Regions from separate parts of the Mus musculus genome. Here all the other regions are linked to region 5. Evidence: chromatin loops called from intact Hi-C (ENCODE). Cell type or tissue: heart. All regions are shown on one strand.

What was found. Peaks named below come from ENCODE experiments on the same cell type or tissue, not always from the same donor. Only the 100,000 strongest peaks of a DNase experiment are listed, where the experiment ranks them.
Region 1: it touches region 5 in a loop (5-fold over the local background); 8 of 42 quality-filtered maps call a loop at or near these places.
Region 2: a loop joins it to region 5, with 2.3 times the contacts of the local background. A loop is called at or near these places in 3 of 42 quality-filtered maps.
Region 3: it touches region 5 in a loop (3-fold over the local background); 5 of 42 quality-filtered maps call a loop at or near these places.
Region 4: a loop joins it to region 5, with 4 times the contacts of the local background. A loop is called at or near these places in 5 of 42 quality-filtered maps.
Region 6: it touches region 5 in a loop (3-fold over the local background); 6 of 42 quality-filtered maps call a loop at or near these places.

Annotation. Positions count from the first base shown.
Region 1 is chr14:11,304,521-11,309,520 of GRCm38, reverse strand. No RefSeq gene overlaps it. Among named protein-coding and RNA genes, the nearest start is that of Mir5124b, 25 kb to the right of the region's middle. In heart, a CTCF peak has its summit at 2,241; no DNase peak of the experiment used is centred here.
Region 2 is chr14:9,742,410-9,747,409 of GRCm38, reverse strand. All of the region lies in intron 5 of Fhit (fragile histidine triad gene), which reads left to right. Among named protein-coding and RNA genes, the nearest start is that of Gm41096, 220 kb to the right of the region's middle. In heart, no CTCF peak of the experiment used is centred here; no DNase peak of the experiment used is centred here.
Region 3 is chr14:8,612,177-8,617,176 of GRCm38, reverse strand. All of the region lies in intron 4 of Cfap20dc (CFAP20 domain containing), which reads left to right. Among named protein-coding and RNA genes, the nearest start is that of Cfap20dc, 52 kb to the left of the region's middle. In heart, no CTCF peak of the experiment used is centred here; no DNase peak of the experiment used is centred here.
Region 4 is chr14:8,606,095-8,611,094 of GRCm38, reverse strand. All of the region lies in intron 4 of Cfap20dc (CFAP20 domain containing), which reads left to right. Among named protein-coding and RNA genes, the nearest start is that of Cfap20dc, 58 kb to the left of the region's middle. In heart, a CTCF peak has its summit at 2,361 (motif pointing left); no DNase peak of the experiment used is centred here.
Region 5 is chr14:9,391,173-9,396,172 of GRCm38, reverse strand. No RefSeq gene overlaps it. Among named protein-coding and RNA genes, the nearest start is that of Gm41097, 55 kb to the left of the region's middle. In heart, a CTCF peak has its summit at 2,514 (motif pointing left); a DNase peak (open chromatin) is centred at 2,682; H3K27ac peaks cover 342 bases.
Region 6 is chr14:8,932,864-8,937,863 of GRCm38, reverse strand. No RefSeq gene overlaps it. Among named protein-coding and RNA genes, the nearest start is that of 4930455B14Rik, 270 kb to the right of the region's middle. In heart, a CTCF peak has its summit at 2,627 (motif pointing left); no DNase peak of the experiment used is centred here.

The DNA.
Region 1 (5,000 bases), 1.9 Mb before region 5:
TAGTAATTGATGGGGGATGGCCTAGTCCTTTGTGGGTAGGGCCAGCACTGGGCTGGTTGTCCTGGATTTTATAGGAAATCAGACTTAGCAAGCCATGGGGAGCAAGCCAGTAAGCAGTACTCCTCTATGGCCTCTGGATCAGCTCCTGTCTCCAGGTTTCTGCCCTGCTTTCCTTCAGTGTAAGCTGAAATAAACCCTTTCCTCCCCAACTTGCTTTTGGTCCCAGTGTTTCACCATAGCAATAGTAACTCTAACTAAGGTAATATAGTTCTTCCCTGTGTGTTAATAACCCTCATACCACCCACAGATAAGCCTTAAGATGTAAGAATAATATTGCCCTTTGGTATTAAGAACAAGTTGATAGACCCATGCAAGCCTATCATCTCTGTTTGTTTTGACGATTTCATATATGCAGAATTATGAGTGCAACTTTTTCTCTCCATTAAAACCAAATGTTTCTGAGCCAGTGAGATGGATCAATGTGTTAAGGCATTTGTCACCAAGCCTGTTGACCTGAATTTGATCCCACGCTCAATGTGGAAGGAGAGACCAACTCCTGAAATTTGTCTTCTGCTTTCACAAGGGTGCTGAGGCATGCCTGCACATACATACATAAAAAAATACATACATACATACATACATACACACACAATTAATTAAATAAGTAAATGTAATAAAAATAGGAACAACACAATTCTTCTAAAGAGTATAAAGAATATATATCTGGCATAGAAAACTGAAAGATTAGAAAAGCAAAACTATTAAAACAAATTCTAAAGAAAATTACAGCTAATATTATAACTTTTAAAATATGATTTTCTCCTTACTGGAGCTTTATAGATATATTTATTTATTAATAGCAAAACTATATATTTTGTTATAATACCTTTTCTTCTGATGCACACGTAACAAGTATTTACTGTCATATATTTTCAAATTTAGTTCTTATTGTCATTTATAGGCAAGCTTTAAGAGAGTAAATCTACCAAAAATATAATCTTATTTTGGATTTGAGTTTATTCTTGTTATTTACCTAGCCATGCCCACTTGGCCTAGAACCTTAGATCATATGTTCCCTTGGCTATGACGTCAGTCTTCCCCGACTGTGGCTCAGAGTGTGCTTGACCTGCAAGGTCCCAGACTATGTAGAATGAATGAATACCTAGTGAATGCGTAGAATGTCTGCTAGCTTCTGCTCTGGTTGGGGGATAAACTGAAAAAGAAAACTACATCTTTGTGATAAAAAATGATCTGGTTCGGGAATGTGGGATGATGTGACTTGGTGGCTATTCCCCACCCTCTGGAGGGTACACAGGAAGGACATCCAGACTCAGCGTTCTTTCACAATCTTCTGCCCTCCTCTGACCTTGTTCCTCATCCCTTCTCCCCATCTCCCTCATCTCTGGTCCTCCTCTCTCCACTCTCATGGTACTGTGGACTGAAAGATGGCCTCATGAATGCTTTTCAAGTGAGCCATGAACCATGTCTGCACATGAACGTCCCCAGATGCTTTTGACATGCATGTTTGGCCTCTGAGTGGAAATGTACTTCCATGGTATCTGTTACAGCCTCTCTCACCACCCTCATGCCTTCCCCACTGAGTTCTCCCATCCATCTTCAAATTTATCAGTGCTGAGCACAGAACCTTCACAGTGAAATGCTTCATATGTAAACTGAAGTGGAAAATAGGCACAAACTGTGGTTTCCAATCTGAAAAGGTAATTTTCTCTCTCAGGTTTAAAATTAAAATTAATTGGAGCTTGGAAACAAAACGTATTCTATAAGAAAGGTGTCTTGTTGAAAGTGAGTTCATAGTGGGAGCTGGCTTCTGAGGAGAAGGTGGAATAAGACCCAGGCCCAAATGCCTGTCGGGTAATCCATAGATGGATCATTACCCAGGAAACCTGACAGTGGCCCATGAGAGGTACTCAGTGGTCAACGGTAAGGTGTTGTGTTCTCCCACAGCTGCACTCATTAGATATTCAAATATACCTGCTAGTCTGTGGATCTTCCATTCACGTAACAGGTCACACCTTGTTCTTTTTGTTATGCCAGTATTATATTGCTTTAGAACTTCGGAGAGAGGAAGTGCTGGATCTCCAGGGGAAATGCTCTGCTAGCTACTGTGTTATTATTACCAGTATTTTTTAAAAACAAACTTATGATTTATCAGAGCAGTTAGAGCACATGATTAGAAAACTCTGAAGTTATGAAATGTAATTGTCCCTTGCTGTACCCGTCCCTGCCACTAGAGGGGGAACTTATGTTTTAAGTGTGGCATAGGTTTTTTTTTTTTTTAACCTATCAGATTTATTTATTTATATTATTATATTTTCTTTATTTACATTTCAAATGTTATCCCCTTTCCTAGTTTCCCCTCTGAAAATCCCCTATCCTCACCTCCTCCCCCTGATCCCCAACCCACCCACACCCATTCCTGGCCCTGGCATTTTCCTATACTAGGGCATAGAACCTTCACAGGACCAAGGGACTCTCCTCCTATTGATGACCAACTAGGCTATTCTCTGCTACATATTTAGCTAGAGCCATGAGTCCTACCATGTGTTTTCTTTGATTGTTGGTTTAGTCCCAGGAAGCTCTGGGGTTACTGGTTAGTTCATATTGTTGTTCCTCCTATGGGGTTGCAAACCCCTTCAGCTCCTTGGGTACTTTCTCTAGCTCCTTCATTGGAGACCCTGTGCTCAGTCCGATGGATGACTGTGAGCATCCACTTCTGTATTTGTCAGGCACTAGCAGAGCCTCTCAAAAGACAGCTATATCAGGCTCCTGTCAGCAAGCTCTTGTTGGCATCTGCAATAGAATCTGGGTTTGGCCGTTGTTTATGGGATGGATCCCCAGGTGGGGCAGTCTCTGGATGGTCATTCCTTCAGTCTCTGCTCCAGACTTTGTCTCTGTAACTCCTTCCATGGGTGTTTTGTTCCCCCATTTAGAAGGATGAAAGTATCCACACTTTGGTCTTCCTTCTTATTGAGCTTCATGTGTTTTGCGAATTGTATCTTGGGGATTCTGAGCTTCTGGGCAAATATCCACTTATCCGTGAGTGCATATCATGTGTGTTCTTTTGTGATTGTGGGCTACCTCACTTAGGGTGATATCCTCCAGATCCATCCATTTGTCTAAGAATTTCATAAAATCATTGTTTTTAATAGCTGAGTAGTACTCCATTGTGTAAGTGTACCACATTTTCTGTATTCATTCCTCTGTTGAGGGACATCTGGGTTCTTTCCAGCTTCTGGCTATTATAAGTAAGGCTGCTATGAACATAGTGAAGCATGTGTCCTTATTATAAGTTGGAGCATCTCCTGGGTATATGTCCAAGAGAGATATTGCTGTATCTTCCAGTAGTACTATGTCCAATTTTCTGAGGAACTTCCAAACTGATTTCCAGAGTGCATGTACCAGCTTGCAATCCCACCAGCAATGGAGGAGTGTTCCTCTGTCTCCACATCCTGGCCAGCATCTGCTGTCACCTGAATTTTTAATCTTAGCCATTCTGACTGGTTCAAGGTGGAATCTTAGAATTGTTTTGATTTGCATTTCCCTGATGACTAAGGATGTTGAACATTTTTAAAGGTGCTTCTCAGCCATTTGGTATTCCTCAGTTGAGAATTCTTTGTTTAGCTCTACCCCATTTTAAATAGGGTTATTTGCTTTTCTGGAGTCCAACTTCTTGAGTTCTTCATATATATATATATATATATATATATATATATATATATATATATATATTAGCCCCCTATTGGATTTAGGATTGGTAAAGATCTTTTCCCAATTGGTTGGTGGTCAGTTTGTCATATTGACAGTGTCCTTTGCCTTACAGAAGCTTTGCAATTTTACGAGGTCCCATTTGTCAATTCTTGATCTTACAGCACAAGCCATTGATATTCTGTTCAGGAATTTTTTTCCCTGTTCCCATATCTTCTATGCTCTTCCCTACTTTATCCTCTATAAGTTTCAGTGTCTCTGGTTTTACGTGGAGTTCCTTGATCTACTTAGACTTGAGCTTTGTACAAAGAGATAAGAATGGATCAATTCGAATTCTTCTACATGATAACCGCCAGTTATGCCAGCACCATTTGTTGAAAATGATGTCTTTTTTCCACTGGATGGTTTTAGCTCCTTTGTAAAAGATCAAGTGACCATAGGTTGTGGGTTCATTTTTGGGTCTTCAATTCTATTCCGTTGATCTACCTGTTTGTCACTCTACCAGTATCATGCTTTTTTTTTTTTTTTTTTTTTTTAATCACAATTGCTTTGTAATACAGATTGAGGACAGGCATGGTGATTCCACTAGGGGTTCTTTTATTGTTGAGAATAATTTTTGCTCTCCTAGGTTTTTTGTTATTCCAGATGAATTTGCAGATTGCCCTTTTTAAATCGGTGAAGAACTGAGTTGGAATTTTGATGGGGATTGCATTGAATCTGTAAATTGCTTTTGGCAGGATAGCCATTTTTACTATACTAATCCTGCCAATCCATGAGCATGGGAGATCTTCGATTTCTTTCTTCAGAGACTTGAAGTACTTATCATACAATCTTTTACTTCCTTAGTTAGAGTCACACCAAGGTATTTTATATTATTTGTGACAATTGTGAAGGGTGTTGTTTCCCTAATTTGTTTCTCAGCCTGTTTATCCTTTGTGGAGAGAAAGGCCAATGATTTGTTTGAGTTAATTTTATATCCAGCTACTTCACTGAAGCTGTTTATCAGGTTTAGGATTTCTCTGGTCGAATTTCTGGGGTAACTTATATATACTATCATATCATCTGCAAATAGTAATATTTTGACTTCTTTCTTTCCAATTTATATCCCCTTGATCTCCTTTTGTTGTCCAATTGCTAAGACTAGGACTTCAAGTACTATATTGAATAGGTAGAGAGAGAGAGAGTGAGCAGCCTTGTCTAGTCCCTGATTTTAGTGATATTGCTTCAAGTTTCTCTTCATTTAGTTTGATGTTGGCTACTGGTTTGTTGTATAT
Region 2 (5,000 bases), 350 kb before region 5:
ATAATCCCTTAAGTGGTGGCAATTTGTCCTTATAGTATTTCTATTAGTAAAGTAAGTTAACCTATTGCATTTCCTACCCATTAATGTACTTTCCATAATAATTAAGTAAAAAAGGACTCAAACTGTGCCTTTGTAATATCTACCAGATAATTTGAAATAGAGAAATTTAAAAACTCATAGATATAGCTGAACCTAGAATTACTAAAATAAGTTTTTATAGATTTAAGCCTTTTGATATTCATATTTAATTAAAGTTGAAACTGCCTAGAACACACATATAAAAGATATGTCAGGCATTAGTTGGTTTAACCCAGTCATACAAATTGTGTGATCAGGTATTCAAAGTTATTGCTTCTGATAATGCCCCTATTCTGAATGATACAAACTTAGAATTTTTGAGTTTTATCACTGGCTTTCAAAATTACCAAGTGTCCTAGCTTTACTTCTGTTACTGTGATAAAATGCTCTGGCATTTATTCCATCATTTTGAGAAAATCAGGACAGGAACTCAAGCAGCTAGTCCTACCCACAGTCAAGAACAAAAAGAGAATAACACATTGTGGTTTATCTGCTTGCTCTCAGCTAGCTCTTTCCTCTATTATACAGTTCAGGATCCCCCTTAAAAGGGAATGATGATGCCCACAGTGGGCTGGTCCTTGCCTTACCAGTTAATAATAAAGATAATGCCTCATAGACATATCCACAGGCTGACCTGATCTAGACAATTCCTTAATTTTGATTCTCTACCCTGGTAATCCTAGGTTATGCAAAGTTGAAAGTTAAAAGTTAAGTAACACACCAGATTGTATTAGCTTTTCTTGCCAGACTACATGTAATTCATATTTTTAGCTGGTCAAAAAATATCTGGGATAGCTCTCTGGGATTTTTACAAGGTTCCAAAATACTGTCCTCAGTTTGTTCTTCAGTTTTGTTTATTTGATTTTTCTTTAAGATTTATTTATTTATTTATTTATTTATTATATGTAAATACACTGTAGCTGTTTTCAGACACACCAGAAGAGGGCATCAGATTTCATTATGAATGGTTGTGAACCACCATGTAGTTGCTGGGATTTGAATTCAGGACCTTTGGAAGAGCTGAACTTCTGACCCATCTCTTCAGCCCATTGTTTATTTGTTTTCTTCTTTGTATTTTTGTTGCTGTTTTATATTATTTTGGTTGTTGTGTTGGGATTTGTTTGTTTTGTGTGTTTGTGTATGTGTGTGTGTGTGTGTGTGTGTGTGTGTGTGTTTGTTTATCTAGCCAGTGTCTCTCTGTGTAGTCCTGGCTATCCTGGAACTCACTCTGCAAAACAGGCTGGCCTCAAAGTCACAGAGATCCTACCGCCTCTGCCTCTCAAGTGGTGGGATTAGAGGCATGTGCCACCATGTCCCACATCTTCTCTTAATTAAAGAGAAAATTCCATGATTTTATGAAATTATTGCTTTTACCCAATCTGTCCCAGAAGTTTGAGATGGACGATTCTGATGCAGTTCTAAAATACAACCAAGGAAGTGTTTTCCTGGGACTTCCTTTTTCTTCCAGCTTTTCTTTTTTCTTTTTTTTTCTTCTTAATTTTAAGGCATGGTAAGTACTTTTCATGATAAGTACTAATTCTCCATCTAGAACATCATAGGAAATCTACCCCATTTTTGACCACTATTTTATGGTGTTGATTGTTCATGGGGCTGTACATTCACATGGGAAGCAAGAAGAAAACAGGCTTCATTGTCCCCATCTCCTTGCCATCCTTGTGGTTGTCACTGGCCATCATTAACACCCAGTCCTGCATTCTGCCTTCAGTCCCCTGAATTTCTACCACACACTTTATGTGTTAGTTTCCTTAAGTGCAAAGTGCTCCACTGCAGAGCTAGGAAAGCTCCAGCGTCTGGACTGGGCTTCCAGGAGTCTTGTAAATGTCACCCTGCCCTCTCTTGACTTAAGAGTGGCATTTGGGCGCCATTTGTTTAATGAAAGTGCCCACCTGAAAACCAACTCATTCTGTTTTCTCAGATTGATGTTTATGGTAATTTTGAAAATGCTGCCACTGTTCACCCAGTCCTCACTCTGTCCATATTTCTGAAGAACTCCCTGATGGCTCCCTGTTCTCTAGACCTTCCCACACATTTTAACATTTTGATTATCAGAACAAGAGAGTAGAAAGGCTCAGTGCACCTGAGTAATAAAAGAGTCACATTTATTTTTGACCTCAGCTGAACTAAAAATAAGTTTTGTCATTGTTTTTGGCTGAACCTTTGTCAGCCACTAAATTGAATCTTCCCTTTTTGAATACAACTTTACTGAAATATCATTCAAATCCTATGCAGCTCTTTTACTTAAACTCTATAGTTTAATGATATGTGATCCACTGAGATTTTAGTAATCTCAAGTTTCAAATTTTCATGGATGACCATCTTTATTATGTACAAGTACTTCTGTTCCAGTTTTGTCAGGAATGATTGTGTGTGTGTGTGTGTGTGTGTGTGTGTGTGTGTGCGCTACGTACACAGTATGATGACATGTGATGTATACATTGTACACAGTATGATGACATGTGATGTATACATTGTAAAGCAATTAGCATAATCAAGTTAATATATCTAGCATATCACCACAGGTGATTACTAGTTTTCTTGTAGGAAAAAGATATAATCTTTTAAGAAAATTGAAATATACAATAAATTATTGACTGTGGTCACCATTAGGGGTACCAGATGGTCAGAATTTAGTCACCCTATATCTGAAATTTTACACCTTACCAGCAGATCTTCACTTCTCAGAGCTGGGGAACTGCTGGTCCACTCTTTGTTTCTGTAAGTTGAACCTTTATAGATCCCACTTATGTCTTAGTTATGGTTTCCTTTGCTATGAAGAGATACCATAACAAAGGCAATGCTTATATAAAGTACATTTAAATTAGAGCTGGCTTACAGTTTAGAGATTTATTCTATTATTAGCATTGCAGGAAGCATGGCCACAGGCCAACCTGGTGCTAGACATTGAGGTGAACATTCTACATCTTGATTCAAAGGCAGCAAGGAGAAGACTGTCTTAAACTGGGTAGATCTTGAGTATAGGAGACCTCAGAGCCTACCTATAGAGTGACACACTTCCTCCAAGAAGTCCATTTCCACTCCAACAAGGCCATACTTCCTAATAGTGCCACTCCCTATGGGCCAAGGGTTCAAACACATTAGTCTATGGAGGCCAAACCTATTCAAACCACCATAACCTATGAGTGAAGTGGTACACATTCGTCTTCCGTCTTTCTATTTTTAATGTCCTCTAGGTTAATATATGTTATTATCAGTATGAATTTTCCTTCTATTTTAAGACCAAATTATGTTTGTGTGTACCATGTATACACACACACACACATACATACATACATACATACATACATACATACATACATATTTTCTTCATCCATTTGTCTTTAGGTAGACACTTCCCTTCTTTATCTTGGAATAATGCTATAGTAAGCATGGAGATCTTCATATCTCTTGGAAATAATCTTATTTTTCTTGTATACATACCCAGAATTCAGATCGCTAAGTTGTATAATGGTCCTCATTTTAAATGTCTGAAAACTCCTACTAGTGCTTTTTCATGATAGTCACACTAATTTACATCCCCACCAACAATCTACAAGTGTTCCTCTTGTTCTACTGACTGTCATACTTGGCCTAACAAGTATGAAGTGATAGCCTGTGGTTTTTATTAGCACTTCCCTGATGATTAATGACATTTAACATTTTATCATAAACCTCTTGGCTATTTGTATTCCTTCTTTGGAAAGAAAGTCTGGGGATGTACCTCAGTGATAGAACATAAGCCCAGAATGCAGAACAATTTAGTGTCCAGCCTTGATGCTGCAAAAAGCTTTTTTGTATAACACCTTTACCATCTTTGAAATTTAGACATATTATTTGCTATTCAATTGTCTAAGCTTCAAGATATTTTAAATATGTTATAGACATATTGCAAGTATTTCTTCCATTCAGGAGTTCTGTGTTTTTTAACTTTTTTTTTCTTCCTGATGTGCAGAAACCTCTCCATTTGTTGTCAAAGAATATTCTCCCATAGGACTGAATGTAGGTCTGTTTCTTGTCGAATGGAAATTCAGGTTGTTTCAATATTTTACTTCTTAATAATAATCCAAGAATAGCTCTTTTCATTTATAATTATTTTGTGGACATATATTTTCATTCTTCTTCAATAAGTAACTAGGAATGTAGTTACTGTGTCATATGACAACTCCATGTTTAATTCTGGAAGATTGTGCCAAGGTCGTTTCTAACACCATCACTCCGATTTACATTTCCAACCATCATTCCCATCTCCCCGAGTCGTCATGAAGACAGCTGTTCTAATTTCTCAAGATTACTCATCCCAAGGTCTGTGAAGTGTGAGCTCCCTGTGGTTTTGATTCGATTTTCCATCCTGGTAGCTAATCATGTTGGGTATTTGTCCATGGTTTTTGTTCAATTATATTGGGAGAAATGTCTATTCATATCCTGTGTTCATTGTTTCAGTTAGATTTTTGTGTCTGCTGTAGAATTGGAAGAGGTCCCTTCAGCATTTATGTTCTTCTACCTGCTCAACACCCCTCTGGGATTATCTAGAGAAATACTCTTCATGTTTTGCCTTCTGTACAGAACTGCCTGGTAGAAGGGCTGCAGTACCAGAAATGTCTTACTTTACAACTTCTTAGTTTTTTCTTGGTGAATCAGACATAAGATGCTTACACATCTCACAGAGAGGAAGAGCAACTAAGTTTGAAAGTCCTAAGACCAAGTCCTGTTCAGAGACTGTATTTTCTATCTACAAATTTTGTAGAAAGGCCATTCTTTGCCTCCATGATACCCAGCACAGGAACTGCTGAACATGCTTGGACCTTGGTAAAATTTTGCTGGGAAATAACTGTGATGATTTGTTCATATATGGGCCTGAAATCCCCAAATACTTACTATTTGTGTGTGTGTATCTGTGTGTATGT
Region 3 (5,000 bases), 780 kb after region 5:
CTTCTTGGCATCAGCAATACTGTCTGGGTTTGGTGTCTGCAGATGGGATGGATCCCTAGGTGGGGCAGTCTCTGCATAACCTTTCCTTCAGTCTCTGCTCCACTCCTTGTCCCTGCATTTTCTTTAGACAGGAGGAAATCTGGATTAATATTTTTGAGGTGGGTGGGTGGCCCCATCCCACACCCTGCGGCAGTGCCTATCCAGTGGATAAGATCTCTACAGGTTCTCTCTCCCCTTTGTTAGGTATTTTAGTTAATGTCCTCCCTGTTGGGTCCTGGGAACCTCTTGGGTCCCTGGCATCTGGGACTTTCTAACTAGTGACTGCCCCCAGTTCCCCCTCCCCCACTGCTACTCACCTCCTTTCAAATTCCTGACCCTCTGTGCTTTTTCCTAGCTCCCCCCTTTTTACCCTCCTCCTCCTCTCTTCCCAGTTCCCTCTCTCCCTCTACTTCCCAAGATTATTTTCTTCCCCCGCTGAGTAGGATTGTAGTATCTACACTTTGGTGTGGTCTTCCTTCTTCCTGGGTTTCATTTGGTCTGTGAGTTGTATCATGGGGACATTTGTCAATCATAAAAGCTAAGTAGAGCCAGGGGTTTACCAGCTTCAACACAGTAATGGCTATTAGTAAAAAATTCTTAAATTATTATGAGAGTCTATCTATACATAAATATGTTTATTCATAAATATACATTATATTTATGAGGTAGGGTGTGTGTGTGTGTGTTGAGATAGAGGCTCACTGTGTTGCCAGTGCTATTCTCCAGCTTGCAGTCCTACTGCCTTAACCTTCTGAGTACTGAAATTACAGCAGGGCCAACCATGCCTATCATAGAACATAAATCTCATATGAACACTTATAAGATTCTTCTTATATTGGCTTTCATATACTTTTCATGCTTCAAGGAAGCATCGAGGATTCTGGGTGGAATAAAGTCTTGCTGTCCCCCATGTGGCTATTAGGTGCCACAAGGAGACCTCTGCTTTTGCCATGCATTTATCAAGTACCTCTACATAGTCCATCAGTACACAAAGCAAAGATCCCTGCTCCCACAAAGTCCATGTTCTCTCTTTGTAGCCTGAGTGCCTTGTCCTAAAACTGCCTGGTCACCATCTTTCTTAGGTTTTACTCAAAATTGTTGGCAGCAGAAGCCCTGTCACGCACCTGTCTCAGGGCCTTTGCTAGGTTAGAAGAGCCAGAGGCAGCAGCGGCAGCACATTTAACAAAGAGACCGTGTCAGTTGATCCAGTGTCTGCCGAATGATCTGCCTGTGCATTGAGTTTGAGCGGTTTTAAAAGAGCCCTCAGGCAGTGCAGGAAATGACGGTGAGTTTAGGAAAGCTTGGTCTTATTGCAGGGTGTGGCTTCCACCCTGTCAGGCTTGGCTTTCTTCCTGAAGGCTAGTTTGGTATCTCTGCTGCCTAGTGCAGTGAGGGTTGAGTTCATCATCCGCCCACAAACATCAGGCCTTCCATTTTCCAGCCAGGAAAGTAGAGAGTAAATGTCTTTAGACTTTTGCCTCAGCTAACTGAGCCTCCATCTCTATGTGACTAGACATCAGACCACTGCTGACACAGTGTCTGTTTTCTATAACTTGGATCTTTGATACCCATGAGCAGCTTTGGTGTGCATCTGTTGGCTTAGAGATATATAGGGCAATAGTATAAATATAACTAAACTCTAAAAGCAATCTATGACTTGCTATTCTGAAAGTTATAACTTGCCAAGTATAGAATCATCATCTGAATCTCAATAAGATTTAAGCTGCAAAATATCTATAAACGGGAGAGCTTTTCTGGCTAATACTTTGTATGGCAAATGCTCCTTTCCTCCCTCACATATTAGAAAACTGTGGCAACTGTTTTCCCTGCCTTCACCCATTATATATGTCGGAGACTGGGGCAGAGTAACGATACTAGACTGTTCTAAGCATAAAGTGAGTGTGTGTTCAGACGACTGAGAACCCTGCTACAGTGTTTCACAATGTTTAAAGCTCTCTATTGTGTTCCTCTTCCCTGAATTGTTTTCAGTGTGATTAAACATTCATTCCCCTCTAATTACTCTTGAAATACTTTAAGAAAAGTCTTTTGATTTGTCACATGACTTTAGGAAGCATCACAGAACTTTAACTCAGAAACCCCCAGTGACTTATACCTGTGTTCTTAACTAAAACCCTGGGTAAGTGACTTAAGTTTCTGAGAACCCAGTTTCTATGTATGTCAAAGGAGAAAATCTCTACTTGATGTGGGGATTACTATAGAATGATTTTTAAAATGTTTTAAGCAAGGCAAATTCTAGGTCTTATTTTAAAATGGTCACAATGTCTTTTTCACATCAACTGTCAATGGCGACCCTCAGGGGAGGGCAAATGGCAAGGAGAAAATCACATCGCATCAAATACTGAGCACATCAGACAGGGCAGGGGAACTGAGTACATCAGACAGGGCAGGGGAACTGAGTACATCAGACAGGGCAGGGGAACTGAGCACATCAGAGAGGGCAGGGGAACTGAGCAGGTCAGACAGGGCAGGGGAACTGAGCAGGTCAGACAGGACAGGGGAACTGAGCACATCAGACAGGGCAGGGGAACTGAGCAGGTCAGACAGGACAGGGGAACTGAGCACATCAGACAGGGCAGGGGAACTGAGCACATCAGACAGGGCAGGGGAACTGAGCACATCAGACAGGGCAGGGGAACTGAGCCTCTAACCCAGGTTCTCTGTAAAATCAGCCTGTGGCTTTTGTTATGGTGATCAGAATACATAGTGTTACTTCTCTGGATTCGCAGTTGTAGCATCTCAGTGGTAGTTCTTAAAGCATTACTAAAGTGACAGGGTTTAGAGATTTTAACTTGAGTGGTAATTTTAATTAATAATCAGTGCAGAGCATGTAAAAGGTGTTCAACTGATTTTATTTTCAAAAATATTCTCCTTATTTAAAGCCATTTTAGTTACGCTGTTCAGGAGCACCCATTTTTTCATGTGACTTTTGTTTAGAAATTACAGCTAGCTGTCATCCACAGCTAATGCTCTCTCTCTTAGAAGGGAGGGAGGGAGAGGCAATGAGAGGGAGGGAGGGAGAGGGAGGGAGGGAGAGGGAGGGAGCTGGCCACTCCTACATTAGCTTACTCTTAACTGGTAGGAGTAGGAGACAGCTCTGCAAGTGAGAAAACCCAAGGCCTGGGGAGTCATCTTGCCCCAGTTCCTCTAAGCAGGTTAACAGAACTGCAGCCCCAGCTCACTTCTGCTGGGCCCTGACAGTCCATGTGCCATGACTTCATTTTTCTGGCTCCCAGATAGGTTAGGACAGTGGCCAGCAAGTACAGGACTGGCCATGAAGCCTGATGACCCAAGCTGAGTTCCTTAGAGTCCCTGTGGTAAAGAAGAGAACTGACTCCTAATAAGTTTTCTTCTGACCTCTGAGAGTGAGGCACATTAATTAACTAATTAACTAATTAATTAATTAATTATCTGTAAACATGGTGGCCTATCAAATAGTATTTTAGGATCTGCTTGGCATTTTAAAATGCCCAGACTTACTTGTTTCATTGTTTGCCGTGTGTCTGAGTCTATTCCTTCTCTTCCGGCCACCCTAATGGCAGAGTCCTTGGGAGTCCCGGGTCCTATAATCACACTGGACCTCCCCTCTACACCGAAGCCAACGGTCGTTGAAGCACAAGCTCCTTAAAGCAATACTAATATAGACATGTAGTTAATAAGACAATTCTTGCGATTTGTACTTTAACTTATATTCAGTTTTCTTTATCACTCCTGTGTCAGAGCTCTTTGTCCCCATTTCACTTTATGAAGGGGTTCATTTTATGGTTGAGGATCTAGTCAGAACCTTCAATTTTCGTTCAGAACTGAGATATTTTTCTCTCATGTGCCTCACCTGAGCCCCATCGGCCTGTGTCCGGAGGCTCTCCCATGGCCATTCTCTCTAGAGACGCACAAAGCCTGTTCTCTCGGGGGAGGTTCTCCTCTCCTCTGCCTGCTCGATGACTCTCCTCACTGTTTCAGGCACTAGCAGGCCTGGAAATGTTTCCGGCTTCCCTCCGGCTTCCCTCCGCTCCTTCCCCAACATTCCTGAATGTCCTTGCTATCAGGCATCACAGTCCCCTGCCCACCTTGGTGAGGACTGTGGTCCCCAATTGTACCATCCAGTTATCCTTCCCTCATTTTAAAAAAGTAATACAAGTGTGTGCGCACTTACCATTTATTATTCTCTCCGACTCTGGCTGTGCTACATTGGTTTTTAAAACATTTTCCCCACACCCTTGTGCAAGCTGGCTGACACAGAAAACTTCTGCAAATATAACTTTAGTAATTTGGGTCGGGGGCAGGGAGAAAAAACAGGAAGTTCAAATGTACTTTTCCTATACCAAATTTCCAAGTTGGAACTTTGTATTTCTGGTGTTTCCCATACTGAATGCAGTGAGATATAAGCCCTAGAACCCTTTTAAGATCCGAGACCATTCTGAGTTAGCTCTAGTGGTTACCAAAACAAGCCCAGTGCAAAGCCCTTTAAATATCCACAGTTTGTATCTCTCAGACCACATGCCATCACTATTATAGGTCCCATGGCTTGAAACTATCGAGTCCACCCACCTCTTTCTCCTTCTATGCAACCAACTCCGTGGACAGAGTCAGTGGACATCCCTGTCTTTTTCACTTTGTTAGCACTGACACTGTTTGCATCCTAACCTAAGTCCCTGTATCAGTCATGGAGCAGCCTCTTCCTGGGACATGCATGCTGAAAGGGAAGCCCTATTTCTGGGACAGCTATTACCAGAGTCAGTACTGCAGTGGGATCTTTGGAAGCTTTTCAGAGGCTCACTCAGTCATGTCTGGGCAGTACCTTACATTATCCAAACAACACAGGAGCAAACACCAGCTGAGTGTTTGCTGGACTCTGGACTCTAACATGCTCAACCCTGTGTTTGGAAAGTAGATTGTACATACTATCCTTACCTTGGCATCTGTGGGAACTGGCTGTCTAAGCT
Region 4 (5,000 bases), 790 kb after region 5:
TGATGTATTATAAAAACAAAGTAACACCTGAGAGCTTTTAAAATCAGAGAACAGTGTTGTTCAAAGTGGCCATTGCTGTGAGATAAGGAAGTTGGACCACAGTGTAATACGGTGCTTTTCCTCTGTGAAAGCTTCTGGTAGGAAAAAAAGAGTGTTCTTGGTGAGAAAGCTTATTTACATTCTGGTGCTAGCTTCCTGTCATCTTTGTTGATCAATAATAAACAGCTTCAGACCAGATCTTTGCTGTTGTTTGTTTTCTTGGCACAGGATACAGTAGGCAGTGAGGAGATTCCTTTATACACCTGGCCTGAAAAATCTGTTTAAGATATGTTACTAAGGTAAATAAAAATTTTCTCCATAACAGCTTTTTGCTCATTTGTTGCAGTTAGCATAAACCACAGCTGTCTTTTGTTGTTGTTTGGTTGTTGGTTTGGTACTTAGTTTGTTAGTAGGTGACATGTATTTGTATAAATAAGTTTGGAAATGACACTGCTTGGCAATGAAACAGAATCTGGTGTTATTCAGGAAGGGATGCTCACAAGTAAAGACAGTCTTGATTCATTTATAGCCAAAAGAGTAACATAAAATTAGTAAATATATTATATTACTCTAGGGTGTCCAGAGAAGCATTCCTGGTACCTGTGTTGTGTCTTTCTTCTATGGCTTTGGCTTATGAACGTAGTGCAGTGATGGAGACAGAGAAGTCCCATAATCCATAGGGAGCAGAGTGGAGTGCCTGGAGTGGGTGACTCAGCTCAGACTGAAAGACCTGTCAAGGCGTGACTCCACATCACAAAGGAGAGGACTGCTGCCCCACCCAAAAGCAGGCAGAGAGCATGGTCTCTCCTACACAGTTTCCCTAGGACTGACTAGCTGAGGCCATCAACATCTGGGAGGCAGTCTGTTCTACAAAGCTGTCTAACTTGCACCAACTTTCATCTATATTCCTAGAATAAATATTTAACTAAGGCTGTGATCACTCAGTCGGGATGATACAAAATGAAACGAAACAGAACAAACAAAACAAAAGAAAAGTAATCTTTATAGTCATATTAGATCTTTATCTTTTGTTTGAAGATGAACTTTAGATATTCTTTTTAATTTAAATGTATTATTTTGAGAATTTCATACTAGAGTACTATATTTATAACAGTCCCCTCCCTCTTTATGCTGCAACTCCTCTTATGTCCTTTCCATTCTTTCTCAAATTTCAGATCTATTCTTTATTAGTTACCTACATATGTATACATGCATACTCACTCACATACAAAATCTACTGAATCCATTTAGTGTTGCTTGTATATACAATGTGCTCCAACCACTTGGAATTTGATAACCTATCAGGTAGCTGCTCCCCAGAGAAAGCTGGTTCTCCGTCTCTCATCAACCTTAGACTGCCTATGCCGCTTCATGTAGGAGTGAGGCCTTGCGAGGTTTCCCTACCTGCATCGGCATATTCATTAGTTTTGCCATTATGTGGGTCTTATCTAAGCAGCCATAGCATTGAGATCTCATGGGAACAGACTGCTGTGTCTAGAAGACACAGTCTAGCAGCAGATGAGCTGATCTGCTGGCTCTTACGGTCAGTTATTCCATCTCCTCTGCCATGCTTTTTCCTGAGCCTCAAGTATGGTGCAGCGACTGGCTGTGAGCATCCCATTGTCAGGCACCGCCTTTATTTTGACCAACTGTAGTTCTGAGATAGTCTCTATGTGTCATCAAAAGGAGCTTCCTTGGAAAGGAGTGAGGGCTGCACCTATCTGTGAGTAGAAGGGCGAGTGATCTGAATGCAGCTAGCTTATTCTGGCTTAGTAAAATACCAATAGTTGATTCCCCTAATGGTTCCTAATAAAAATAATACTCTAATTTTAGAAATGTTCTAACTCCTTTTGTTGTTTTAGATAAAAAATTTTTTAAATTTCTATAATAAGGTTTTGATGGGAAATTATTGACAACATTTTCCACAGAATTACAGTTGAAAACATGAAGATTTGGTGGTAGCTGTTTTGGAAAATTTTCAGTCTAAAAAATAGATTCAGTAGATGGAAAAAGTCTCCACAGAGAGACACAGAGAGGCAGGCTGCTTTGTGCAACTATATCTTCTAATTTTCTCTTCTAAGTGCCCCATAAGGCTGTGCAGTGAAGACAGTAACCCTCTGTCGAGGCAGAGAAAAGAGGTGTAGGTACTGTGGCCAGAGGGGTCTCAGAGCACAGAGGAAAAATGTTTCAAAAACCCAGAAAAGGGATCATTTGGAAATGCAAAAGAAAATGGAGATGCTTAGAGTGGATTGGATTTCCTCCTCAGAGGGAGAGGCATCCTGTCACCTCACACGGTACCAGAGCTCCACCTGCTGTACGAGAAAGGCAAAGAGGCAGAGCTGGGGCTGTGAAGGGCTTTCCCCACCCCACAATTAGCAGTTGATATTTTTGATCTTATGTTTCTTTACTCAAACCAAGTTGTTGACTTTCCTTATTCTTTCACTCCACTCATCCCTTGTCTTCCTGCTAATTTCAGTTTGAAAGATTTATGTTATCATTTCAAAAGTTGGCAATTCAAAGAAAACATGATTGGAAAGTATATTTGCTGGTTTGTTGATGTGTCTAGAAATACATATACATAAAGTGCAGTTTAGATGCTTGGTATACCTGCATAAACATAGCATGCCTGTATTAAACATAGCATGCCTGTATGAAACATGGGATGCCTGTATTAAAGGTGTGTAGCAAAGAGTGGAGAAGAGAGAGGCTGTATTGCCGCTGAGGAGAACAGCTCTGGCTTTAAATACTTGTGTTCTCTGACATTAATTTGATTGCCTCCGTGGGAAAGTTATTTAACTTTCTTTGTGAGCTACAGTTTCTCCAATAAAAAAAAAAATCTTAGGATAATGACACTGGCTTTTTTCTGCCTCATAGAATTCTTATCAGATAGAAGCTCAGGTAATGCCCAAGTTATCCAGCCACCACACTCCAGCCTCAGCCATCTGTAATGAAGCTCAGAACCAGAAAAGGGCTGCATGCATGAGAAAGGCTAAGCCCAATGTCTTACACTTGGCTATAAATTAAACCTATGAGCTACAGTACTGCCACAACATAAAGCTGGGATGTAAAGTAAGCACAGTGAGCTGTTTTTGTGTGCACTTGGGTGTGTCCATGTGTCTTCTCTCTATAGTTACATAGAGTTTTTAAAAGGAAGGCAGAAGAGTACAATATGAGTATACTTGAAAATTCATCACACACATAACTGGAGAAGGTGCCCAGAACTTGGGGTAATCAAGTTGAGATTTTAGTCTGCCACAGTACTGTATAAAGCCTTTAGCAAATGTACTCTGAATCATAGTTAGAATGTTCTTTAAAAAAATCTTTTATGTTTGTGTACATGTATATCTGTCTGTGTATGTATGCCATGTGTGGCCAATCCCTAGATCTGGAGTTAAAGTGGGATGTATTTTATTCAATGTAGGTGCCAGGAACCAAATGTAGTTTCTCTGAGTGAGCAGCCAAAGCACTTCACTGCTGAGCAATCTCTCTGTCCCAGAAAGCTCTTTTTATACATAAGTTTACAATGCATTGATAGGGAGGTAGGCCCTGTATACCCTGGCAAACAAGATGGAACCAGTTTATACCTGGGCAACTAGGGTTCTGAGTCTCTTTAAGAGCACCTAAACTCTAAACTCAAAAAGAAGATTAAGGACAATTTTATAAGTGCTTGAGAGCAAAACAAAAGGGTAAGCGAGCTGCAAAACTTAGCAGCTGTGGGGAGGAAGAATAGAGAAGAGGAAGAGATTGTAAAGTTCTGGGAGTAAGCACTCACTTGACAGAAGAGTAGAATAGTTTCAGAGAACAATGGAGAGCCAGGTCCGGGAAAGCACGCCCAGACCTCAGGGCTACATGTTGGAAGCTCTGCAAACAACTACATAGGGGAAAGATTTTCGGAAAGAATATGGATGTAATCCCTTTAAGGGGGACAGTTATTCCTCCCATCACTTAGGTCCGGGTAAGTTAGCTTTATGTGGGGGGCATCTCCTGGCCAGGTTGTCTACAAATCCACCAAGACAGTGTGTGACGTCACCTCTTTGGAGGAGGTGAGAATGTCTCCACCTAGGGCCAGACATAGGCTGCTTTCTTTTGACTTGGGAAAATACTTTTTCCTTAATAGACCTCAAGAAAGCTCAGATTCCTCCTATTACTCCTGTGGTAATTTAAATGCAATGGGTGGTAAAGTTTATAATTACTTTTCTAGTGTTGAGTTCAAAGCTTAAATTACCTCTCAGGCTACCAATCCATGTCTGACTATCTAGCATTTCCCCCTAAAGAGCTGGACCTTAAAATAGTTTAGGAACCAGACCAAGGACAAGAGTTCCCTAGATGGTAGTTACTACTACTACTACTGCTGCTGCTACTACTACTACTACTGCTGCTGCTGCTGCTACTACTACTTCTACTACTGCTACTACTACTACTGCTACTACTACTGCTACTACTACTGCTGCTACTACTACCTGCTACTACTACTGCTGCTACTACTGCTGCTGCTACTACTGCTACTACTACTGCTGCTAAGGAACCACTCCTAAATAACTTTAAAGGTTTATACTAGCAAACAAGAATCATAAAAGTAATGTCTGTGAAGACTATTGACTGAGGTGGGGGTAATCTACTTGCCCAATATGAGTGAAAGCTTGGAACATTCAAGAATATTTAATGTTGAATATTTACTGAACACACCTGTGTACATTCAACCTTTAAAGGTTATAGGGCATGAACCATGTGTCACTGAGTTTCTGTTGGATGTTGTAGCTGAAGAAATCTGACTGGATAAATGTTTGCTTTTTAAGTCACAAAATATTCCAGTCAGGCCCTTAGCTGATGCAATTGGCCTCCAAAACATCATTTAAAATTTATCTTCTTAAGTGACTAGAAATGTAACTCAGTGGTAGAATGTTTGCCTATCAATATAGACCAAGTTTGATCTCTAGCATTGGGGGGTGGAGGGAGGTGGA
Region 5 (5,000 bases):
CATGCAATAGGGTGCATTCTGAGCTAACTGAGCAGAAAGCGGACTTGCCTGCCACATTATCTCTTTGCTCCAGGACACAGTCTGGATATTGCCACTCTCCAGAATGATGTTAGATATTGAGAATTACTCCCTATCATGAAGACAAATCCAAAACATGAGAGTGGCCCACCAACAGAATTGATCCTCAGCACTAAGTTTCCTTATCCAGACAGAAGGATGGAAGGACTGGCCTACTTTAGTCAGGTTTTGCAACTTTTAGGAAGTGTATGTAGTGCAGACCACTGGTGAGGATTGAGGGCAATGGAGATGAGGACAAGGGCCTCAGTTTCAGAGGCAGCAGGATTTCTGACAAAGCTACCAATTGTTTGTTCAGCAATATCAGACTTCATGAGATAGAAATGTCCATGAGGTTTCAAAATAAGCCCACATGACAGATGATTCATTGTATATAGAAAGAGAGACTTTCAACATCCAAAGATTCAGAGCAGGGTGCTTAACTCAGTTGGCAGAATGGCAGAGGCCCCAGATTCCATGTCCAGTAGCAAATAAACCAGGAATACGGTGCATGTCTGTTATCCTGCTATTCGGAAGGGGGAGGCAGGCAGACCAGGAGTTCCAGGTCATTCTCTGACATAATGAGGTCAGGGTAGCCTGGCTTACAGGAGACCAGGTCTTAAATTTTAAACAACAAACACAAACAAGCAAACAAACAAACAAAAAACCCAGAAATAACAACTACAACAAGCAACGGAAACCCACTCATTTAAATGAAGTTTAACACCATTTGCAAAGTTGTACTGATCTCCTCCAAACAGAAGCCCAAAGTCCTGTCTGCAAACAGAAATGAAGCTGCATAGGTGGGAGTAAGGACCTGAAGAAGCTCCTTGCTGAAGTAGAAGCTGAAGCTTCAGAGGTCTCTGCCTGACTGGAGAGAGAAACACGGTTTCCTTTGCTTCTGAGACAGAGCAGAGACATGCTCAAAAAAAAAAAAAAAAAAAAAAAAAAAAGACAGGAGGTCACTCTACTGAGACAATCATCTTGCATGCCCATTTGTACCACCAAATAGTCGATGTCTCTAATACTGTGGAAATATGAGGTGATCTTGGGATATTAAGTCTGTTAGTAGCATCAATCTGGAGACTAACCAACTGGGACTGTTCAGTGGCAGCGTGGGCATAAGCTCAGAGGCAAAACCCATTTAAAGGCAGAGAGACAGAGAACAGACCACCCAGAAAATGCCCTACCAGGCGAAAATCTCAGGCTAAAGAAGATGCCACCATGAAACCAAGAAATACACAGAGGCAAATTCAGTCAGGCAACCATGACAGGAAAGACAGGAGGCCACTAATAGGAAAGTGGCAGATATGAGTGCTGGAATTAGCAAGTGACATTACTAAGCCTCACTGGGCCTCATTTCTCTTACCAGTGACATGACTGTTAGGCAGTTCCTACCCACCAACACTGCTGTGGATTTTAAGTAACCAAATCTGGTTTTCCATTTGTGTGTGTGTGTGTGTGTGTGTGTGTGTGTGTGTGTGTGTGTGTGTGTGGTGGGGGTTGGCCTGAGGACTGAGGTAGATACTCTCTACCATACCTTGAGGCAGCATCTCTCAGTCAGACCCAGAGCTTTCCTATATGGTTGGTCTCCTTAGCCAGCTTGTGCTGGGAAACCCTGCCTTCCAGGCAGATTGCCATACTCAACTGGCATCTGCATAGGTTCTGGGGATCTGAACCTGCATCTTCACACTTGCAGAGCAAGGGCTTTGACTACAGAGCCATCCCCATGGCGCCCTGTTGTGGGATTTTAAAGCTTCTTTCATCATAGCACCCAATGCAGAGTAAGTGCTGCCAGCGTTGTAGCTGCCATTGTTGGTAATTTAGTGTACAATCTGTCTTGTGTTAAGTTTAGCTAACCAGGGCATGGGAAAATAGCAGAATTAACAGTTAAATGGGATGGCAACCATGCTTTTACTTAAGATAACGACCTTTTCATTAAACTAACTCTTAGTAGCTCTTGCCCTGACACACTAAGCATGTGCGTGCTGATTTAGCCTCAGGGTTTGGCTATACAATCAGTGTGTATTCTGGCATCTAGTTTGTGTTGTGGGGCTAAAGCATGATAGTGCCTGTAAAACTCTATTGTTTCTCATTATCAATATCATTAAAACACTAGTAATACAATACAACAGTAGAGAGTCGAATAATTCAATTTAAAGTCTGCCAGTCAAACACAGAGGGAGGACTCAGCTGAAGCCCTTTTCCAAAAGGAAGTTAAAATCAATTTTGATCTTTTTCTTTTTTGGGGGGAGGGCTGAGATAATAAGATAAAAGTTTTGTAAATCACAACACATATTTCATCTAGTGTCTACAAAAGCAAAGGTTTTAAAGATCTTTCAACTTGTCGTCTCTAAGATATTTTGACCTCTACTTTTTATATTACCAGCAAAATAGGCAATTTGTCTTTCAGATTTAAAGCAAGACACTGTCTGGAACGCAGGGGAAACTGCACCATCTGCTGGCCGGAGTGGAGAACTGCTGGGAAGAGGACACTTTCTGCTGAGGAGGTAGAGTTTCTAGCTATGGGCTTGCAAATGGAAAACCCAGACACAGTTGGAGTCTCTGAAAGGTCACAGCTTGAATCACACTGCCATGCTGCTTCTCCTGTGACAACTGGCTCTTGCTTGTCTCTAGGAACACCATCAGCCTTTTCAACTCAAGAAGCAGGAAGTCATCCAGTGAGAGCCAGCTGGGTGTTCTGATAACTGGTTTCCTTGCTTTGTCCTTTGGCCTGGCTGGGAGTGCATCAGAGCCTGTGTTCCAAGGCCTGTGCAGTTTCAGACCAGCACAGGGCTCCAGAGTTCCTCTGCCTCTCCCTTCTTTTCCGTAGGGTTTCAGGCCTGTGGGATTGCAGCCTATAGAGGAAGCCAAGGAATCATGCCATTGGAGCTGAGTGAACAAGACACCTGCTGCCTGTTCTGTTTTGGGGTTCCACCTCTCCAAGGCACAGAGCAACTCAGGTGGCCTCATTTTAAACAATTTTCAAACTCAGAAGGCTTTACATACAGTAGAAAGTTCTGGACACAGGGCAAGCTGTGCCTTTGAGACTGCTTCTGAGCCCTATGTAGATTCTGGATATACTGGCTAGTTTTATGTGTCAACTTGCCCCAAGCAAGAGTCCTGAGAGAGGATGGAGCCTCAGTTGAGAAAATGTCATCATGAGATCCAGCTGTAAGGCGTTTTCTCAATTATTTATCAGTGGGGGAGGGGCCAGCTCATGGTAGACGGTGCCATCCCTGCAGTGATGCTTCTGCGTTTTGTAAGAAAGGGGGCTGGATAAGTCATGGGAAGCAATCCAGTAAGCAGCATCTCCCCATGGCCTTTGCATCAGCTCCTGTCTTAGGTTCCTGTCCTGATTGGGTTCCTGCATTGACGTCCCTCAGTGATGAACAGCAACATGGACGTGTAAGCCAATCTTCCTCAACTTGCTCTTTCGTTATGATGTTTCATCGTAGCAATAAAATCCCTACGACTCTGGCCAATGTGCTAACTACTGTCACATGTGCGTTTGTATATTAATAATTCATGTAATTCTCTAAACAACCTCATGAGGATGATTCCAGTGAAATTGTCATTTTAAAGACAAGGAAACTGAGGCAGGCCATGTTCTTTTCAACGATTCAAAGAGAAAGACCACCGACTCAAATCATCATGGCCAGATTATTTAAAACAAACAATTAAAGCAAGCTTTTATTATTATAATTATGATTCTTATTTATGTACATAAGCTGGGCTGTCTCCCTCTTAAGGCAGGGCTCAAGAGATCAACACTGTATGTGAGGAAGGTAAGATGTTTTTAGCTCTGAGGGGTAGGGGATTTCCAAATAGGGGATTTGGCAGGCAAAATTGGCAGGGTTACAGAAGCAGAATAGAAGCATAACAAGTTGGCCATAACATACTCCTAAAACAAAAGCATGATTTCAAGTTGGTCATAATAAGGGGGTCATAACAAGGTAGGCGTCACAGCAGATGGTCATAATAACCTTCTGAAACAGAGGCACGGTTGCTGTTTCCTGGAACAGATAGTCCAGAACCATTTTTAGTTAAGGTTATAGGTGGGGCATAGCCCAATCCTCGAGAAATAGCATTTTATTGGCATTTCATTTAACGGCTTCAGGGATCTCAAAAGCAAGTATATCGAGCTTCTGGGGCTAAAGCAAGCTTGCCGGGAGCCCTGACGTGGCATGCAGGAAGAGAGCCTAAAGGAGCTCCTCCAACTGCACCATTAGGCAGTGGCAGACTCAGAAGGCTAAAGGTGCCCTTCAAGGATAGTCAGTTGGTGGAGTGCCTGCCTACTGTGTTGAAGCGCTAGGTTTAATCCACAGCATTGCATAAACCTAGCTATGGAGGCTCATGTCTTTGATCCCAGCAAATAACAGTAGAGGCAGGATCACCCTCAGCTAAGTTCCAAGCTAGCCCGCACCACACAAACCATCTCTCAAAAACAAATATGTTCTAATATTTTTTTTTAATAAAGTAGGGGGAAAACAAAGGCCTCCTATTGGCTGAAGTCACCCTGAAGCTTTTCTTGAGTTTTGCAGATAGCAAGTCTGAAATGAGTCCCCGACTTACAGGATACTAAGTCAACTGGCAGACTGTGCTTCTCAGACTCGTCTGACTAGGCATTACAACTGTAGAACAAAAAGAGAAACACAAGCTGAAGTGCAATTTCAAATGACGGCCTTTCTGGGATTATGGGTGGCCAGGAGCTGAGCTCTGGGTCTCCCAGTGGCTGCAGTTCCCAGCTGCTTCTCAGAGTTGCTGTGGGCTGTGGCGACAGTGCACATTTCTGCCTCTGCTGACACAAGACACTTTAGACTAGCTTTGCTTCAGACATTTCTCCCCCATCTACTGGGTATTAACACAGAATTGACTATTAACTCATCACTAGAAGCAAAGAAACACCCTGCCTGTTTGGAGGAGTCACCCTCCAGAGGTGAACA
Region 6 (5,000 bases), 460 kb after region 5:
AATGTGAACCTAAGACTCTATTGCAGAAGACATCACATATTTTGGATACAGAACTTGAAGGAATGAGTGGAACTGACCAGGAAACCTTCTTCCTGAGGATTAGTTCTTGTAGCATCAAAGACTAGCTGTCGTAGCTGCTATGTAAATGGCCAGGGGAGAAAATCAGTCAATTGTCCTATCCAACTGTAAAGGTTATGCATTGCAATAATGACTGGCCTAGCAAGATATCTCATTAGAGACACTTTTATATTGGAGAAAACCGACAGCTGTCTCATTAGACCTAAGGTCCACTCAGTAGGAGGGAATTTATGTCTTGTTATAAACCTAGTCAACTACCAAGGACTAGAGAGATCTCACACCCTAGAGGAGAACCTACTACTGACATTTTTCTAAATCAATATAATTCCAGACTATATTCTGGAATATATTTATCCTGATCAGAATGCAGAAAGTAAGTAATTTGGTGGTGTTTAGCAACACATTTACCCAAGGCTCAGGGAAAATTACTTAAGAGGAATTAGAAAGATTAAGAGCCAGAGGATCAAGACATCTGCTGCTACAAAGTGTCTTCTAGGCATGACAGGGAAGCTGTGCCTATAAAAATCTCAACAATATGGCTGCCTAAATAAGTCCTACAATAAATCATAAAATTAGATGACATGCTGATATAGATAGGGGAGTTTTCACAGACTCCACCTAGATGAAGAACTCTAATCAATCAATGACTGCTGAGAAAGAAAGAAATCTACTTTCTGCAGGTATGAACACCCTGATAAGTTATCTAATTCCAAATAGTCAACCAAAACATATATACATATGAGCAACATTAAATGGGCTCAGTGAGATGTCTGTCTGTCTGTCTGTCTGTCTCTGTGTCTGTGTGTGTGTGTGTGTGTGTGTGTGTGTGTGTGTGTGTGTATGTGTGTAATTAAAGAAGAAGAGTTCATAAATTTGAGTCTGGGAGCATGGGAAGAGTTGAAGGGGTTGCCAGAGGGAAGGAGATTATGTAAACATAGTCCTCATGTATGAAGTTTTTCAACCCAAATTAATTAAAAATATTTATCACTTGTTGGAGTTGTTTTTCTATAGTGTGGAGAATTCAATCAAGCTAATTCAACAGGCAGGCCAATCCCTAAAGTAGACGAACATAAAGGAGTGGCAGCAGCTATTCTAATCACAGGCACACAGGAGTCTGGGCAAAGATGAAAACGATGGGGTATCAAGGTGATATCCATATGCACAATGCAAAGCATCCTGTAGAGAGTGAATGGGTGCTGATACCTTAAAGCTGACTTTTAAACAGGAAGTCCATGAATGCACATGACCAGTTCTATTACTTCTTCCCTACAATGTTATATTTGTAACAAGAAGGTGTTGGTGAGTTTTCTACTAAATTAACCAGACTCTTTGCACAAGACAAATTATTTGTTCTTCCTTTGCTCTAGTTATGAATACAACAAGCTCCTTGTAATCATTTGCACACAATGGAATTAACAAAAGATAACAAATATCCCCTACTCATACTGCCCCGAGGCAAGGTCAGTTTCTGTACATTAAGCTCGGGAAAGGTTATGATGGGTCACACATTTATTAGCCTTATGCTCAATACTCTATTTTATTTATTTATTTATTTATTGTATTTAACTTATTAGGAAGTTTTTCTTTAGCAGTTAAAACTACTTGAAAAACTATTGGAAGAATTCTAAAACACCATTAATGAATGTCTAGTAATGAAGAGCTAGAAGTTTACACTGCTGATTCCTTCCTTGAGACAACTAACACTAGATGTATATTTTTATATTTATGCAATTACCACCCCAACATGGCTCTACAAACAAGTTTCTGAAAGTTTTCATAGATATCCTACTGTTTTCCCATGTGAACACTGAGATGATTTCTTGGCAATATGCTTTCAGATGAAGGCACTATGTTTCCCCCTCCTAAGAATAGAAATATATCCCTGTTTTCCAATAAAAATCTAATATCTCACAATCTGTGACAATCTATCGAATGTCTCTTTATTCCTTGTTATAGCCAGAGTGTAACTAGTCACCCAACTGTGATGACAACCCAGAAAAGCAGGAACAGAAGTGGGTGCAGAGCCAACTGAGCCCCAAATGTTAAGTTTGGGAGCATTCTCCTGGGTCATTCTCAGGCTTCCTAATGCCTGGGTGCGTGAATACTGTTCCTCAGGCTGTGGTAATCCTAGCCATAGAATTATCTCACTGCTGCTTCATAATTGTAATTTGTTGCTGCTATGAATCATAGTGTAAATATTGATATGCAGAACATTGGACATACAACTCCCAAAGGGGTTGCCACCCACAGGTTGAGAATTACTGCTCCAGAGCGTCTGGCAGCATCTACTACCAACATGATTCTCCTATAACAAAAATGATCAACTTCTCCCTCAGTCTCCCAGGCTGGTAACACTCCCTCGTGTGAACCTTCAGTTCATGCACTGGTACTAGAAAAGAAGTGGCTAGAACCCAGGGAGTTGAGAATTGAATCAAGCATGCTAGTCACGTCCAAAAGAAATGTCCAATTACTAGGATGTATAAATTAAGCCGGTTGGAAGGAACATAACTACTTTCTTCTCCTTCTGACCCGCTGAGCAGTAACTAAGATTCAATACTGCACCCTGCTGGTCAGAACTCAGAAAAATCATTCAGGCCAAAGACTAGCCAGTTGTCTGTTCCCTGGAGACAACTAACTTTCTTTCTTCCTTCCTTCCTTCCTTCCTTCCTTCCTTCCTTCCTTCCTTCCTTCCTTCCTTCCTTCCTTCCTTTCTTTCTTTCTTTCTTTCTTTCTTTCTTTCTTTTTCCTTTTTCTTTTTTTTCTTTTCTTTTTTTTGACTTTTTTCATTTTCTTTTTTTTTGTTAGATATTTTCTTCATTTACATTTCAAATGCTATCCCAAAAGTCCCCTATACCCCCCCCCCACTCCCCTACCCACCCACTCCCACTTCTTGGCCCTGGCGTTCCCCTGTACTGGGGCATATAAAGTTTGCAAGACCAGGGGGCTTCTCTTCAAACTTAAAGCAAAACAAAAAAAGACTTTCTTATACAAGGAGATTGGGGGGTCAGGGGATGGCTTGGGTTTTGTTTGTTTGTTTGTTTGGGTTTTGTTTAGTTTTGGATTTTTTGTTTGTTTAGTTTTTTAAACAGTAATTTCACTTGTGGTTTTTCACAAGTATATTACCATATGGGATCATTTTAACTGAATGAAGCAGATAGTTTATATTACAGAAACTTACAGAGCCTGATGATGCTGTATTTACTAATATGAGAACTTGGTGCTTCACTCATAACAGTTGGGGAAGTTTCCTCTGGATATTTGAGTGTAATAAATAATTCACTATATATATGTGTGTGTGTATATATACATATATAAATATATGTTAATGAAACAAGATCTCATAAATTTGAAACTCTGGCCCCTTCATAAACTCTGAAAACTATATTTAATTACAAGAACAATAGCTCTAGAATTTTTTGGTAGAAGGAAGCTCAGCAGACTATGTAATGCCAAAGCAAGGATAAAAACTCCCACACCTTTTAGCTACAAATTTGTACAAAGGCATCAACGATAGAACAGAACCTCTGTTCTATGGATGCTGGTCTTTCATCCATCAAATGAAGGTCACTACAAAAAAATCCCACTAAAAAAGCCTTTGTACACTTGCTTTGATGGCACCATGACAACTGTAGGCACAGCATTATGTCAGAACGGCTTCAGCCACCTTTGTGTTTCTGCAATCTGCAAATGGAGGAGCTGAAAGCAGGAAAGAAAGCCACTGAGCAACTCCCAAAAGCAAGAGAAAAGATTTTAGAAATGCATAATTCTGTCTATACAAACAGCTGTCCATATGCTGCAAATTACTTTTAAAGAGCTAAAGGTAATTAGAACATTGGGTACAGGCAGAATAATTAATACTGCAAAAAATTCCCTCCACCCATAAGGCACATTAAAATATACAACCAGGCTGCTCCTCCTCTAGGCCTGTTCATAATGAGCTACACTGTGCTCAAAGTGTGTCTTCAATGTCTTCAGTTGTAGCATCAAAACCATGCCAAGAGTCACAATAGCATTATACAAAATCAAAAACACTTATTAAATTCTAATTATGACCGTATAATCATTTCACAAATACTGTGAAAGTACCTGTGGTCATCTTACTACCCATGAACATCTTGAATATGTCTCTCAGTCTCTCTGAGAACTGTTTTCTGCTTTGAGCACAATCTTTATGATCAGTAGGCTAAGAACCCTGATGGTAGTTAACTGCACAGTCTGATCAGTTCAAAGATCCATGTGATACACACAACCCTAACACCCAAACAGGAAAATTGGGTGTTAGCAACATTTGACAAGGTTTGTGAACATTCTTGTAAAGGGATCTGCTGCATAGCGCTTCCCATTGTATCAGCTGAAAACCAATGTAGTGATTATGTATCAACAGCAAGACTTATTAGGCATTCAAGAGCTAAAATTAGTCCCTGAGAATTATGACTGCTGATTTCCAAAAATAAGTGTTAGCCTAAAATTCTCTGCAAGCCACAGGAAATCAATGGAAACGGGAAGGGACTCTTAGCACGCTTACAACCTACACCAACAAGGAAAAAAAATAGTTTCATAAGTCGCACTTTTGGGATTCATTTTTCAGAAATGTCATCTCACCTATAAAGGTTTCTTCTGAGCCAAATACATATCAGACTCTATAACTCTAGCATAAAGGTTTATCAGAGCACAGTGGTAAGAAGCAGAGTGCACCTGGCAAAAGACCCAAACCTGAGATGGGTATCAGCAGGAAGTCATCAGAAAAGAACGAGGGTCAGAGACTTCCTGAGGAAATGGAAGCCCTGGTTCCCAGGCTCCTTGGGGCATTAGAAGAAACACAATTCATTGGAAAAATGTAGTCCAGGGAAGCAATCAAGGATTAATGTTTACTGAAGCAGAGATGAAGCCTAGACCCGTGAAAAGCAAAGAGAGTTTCCCGA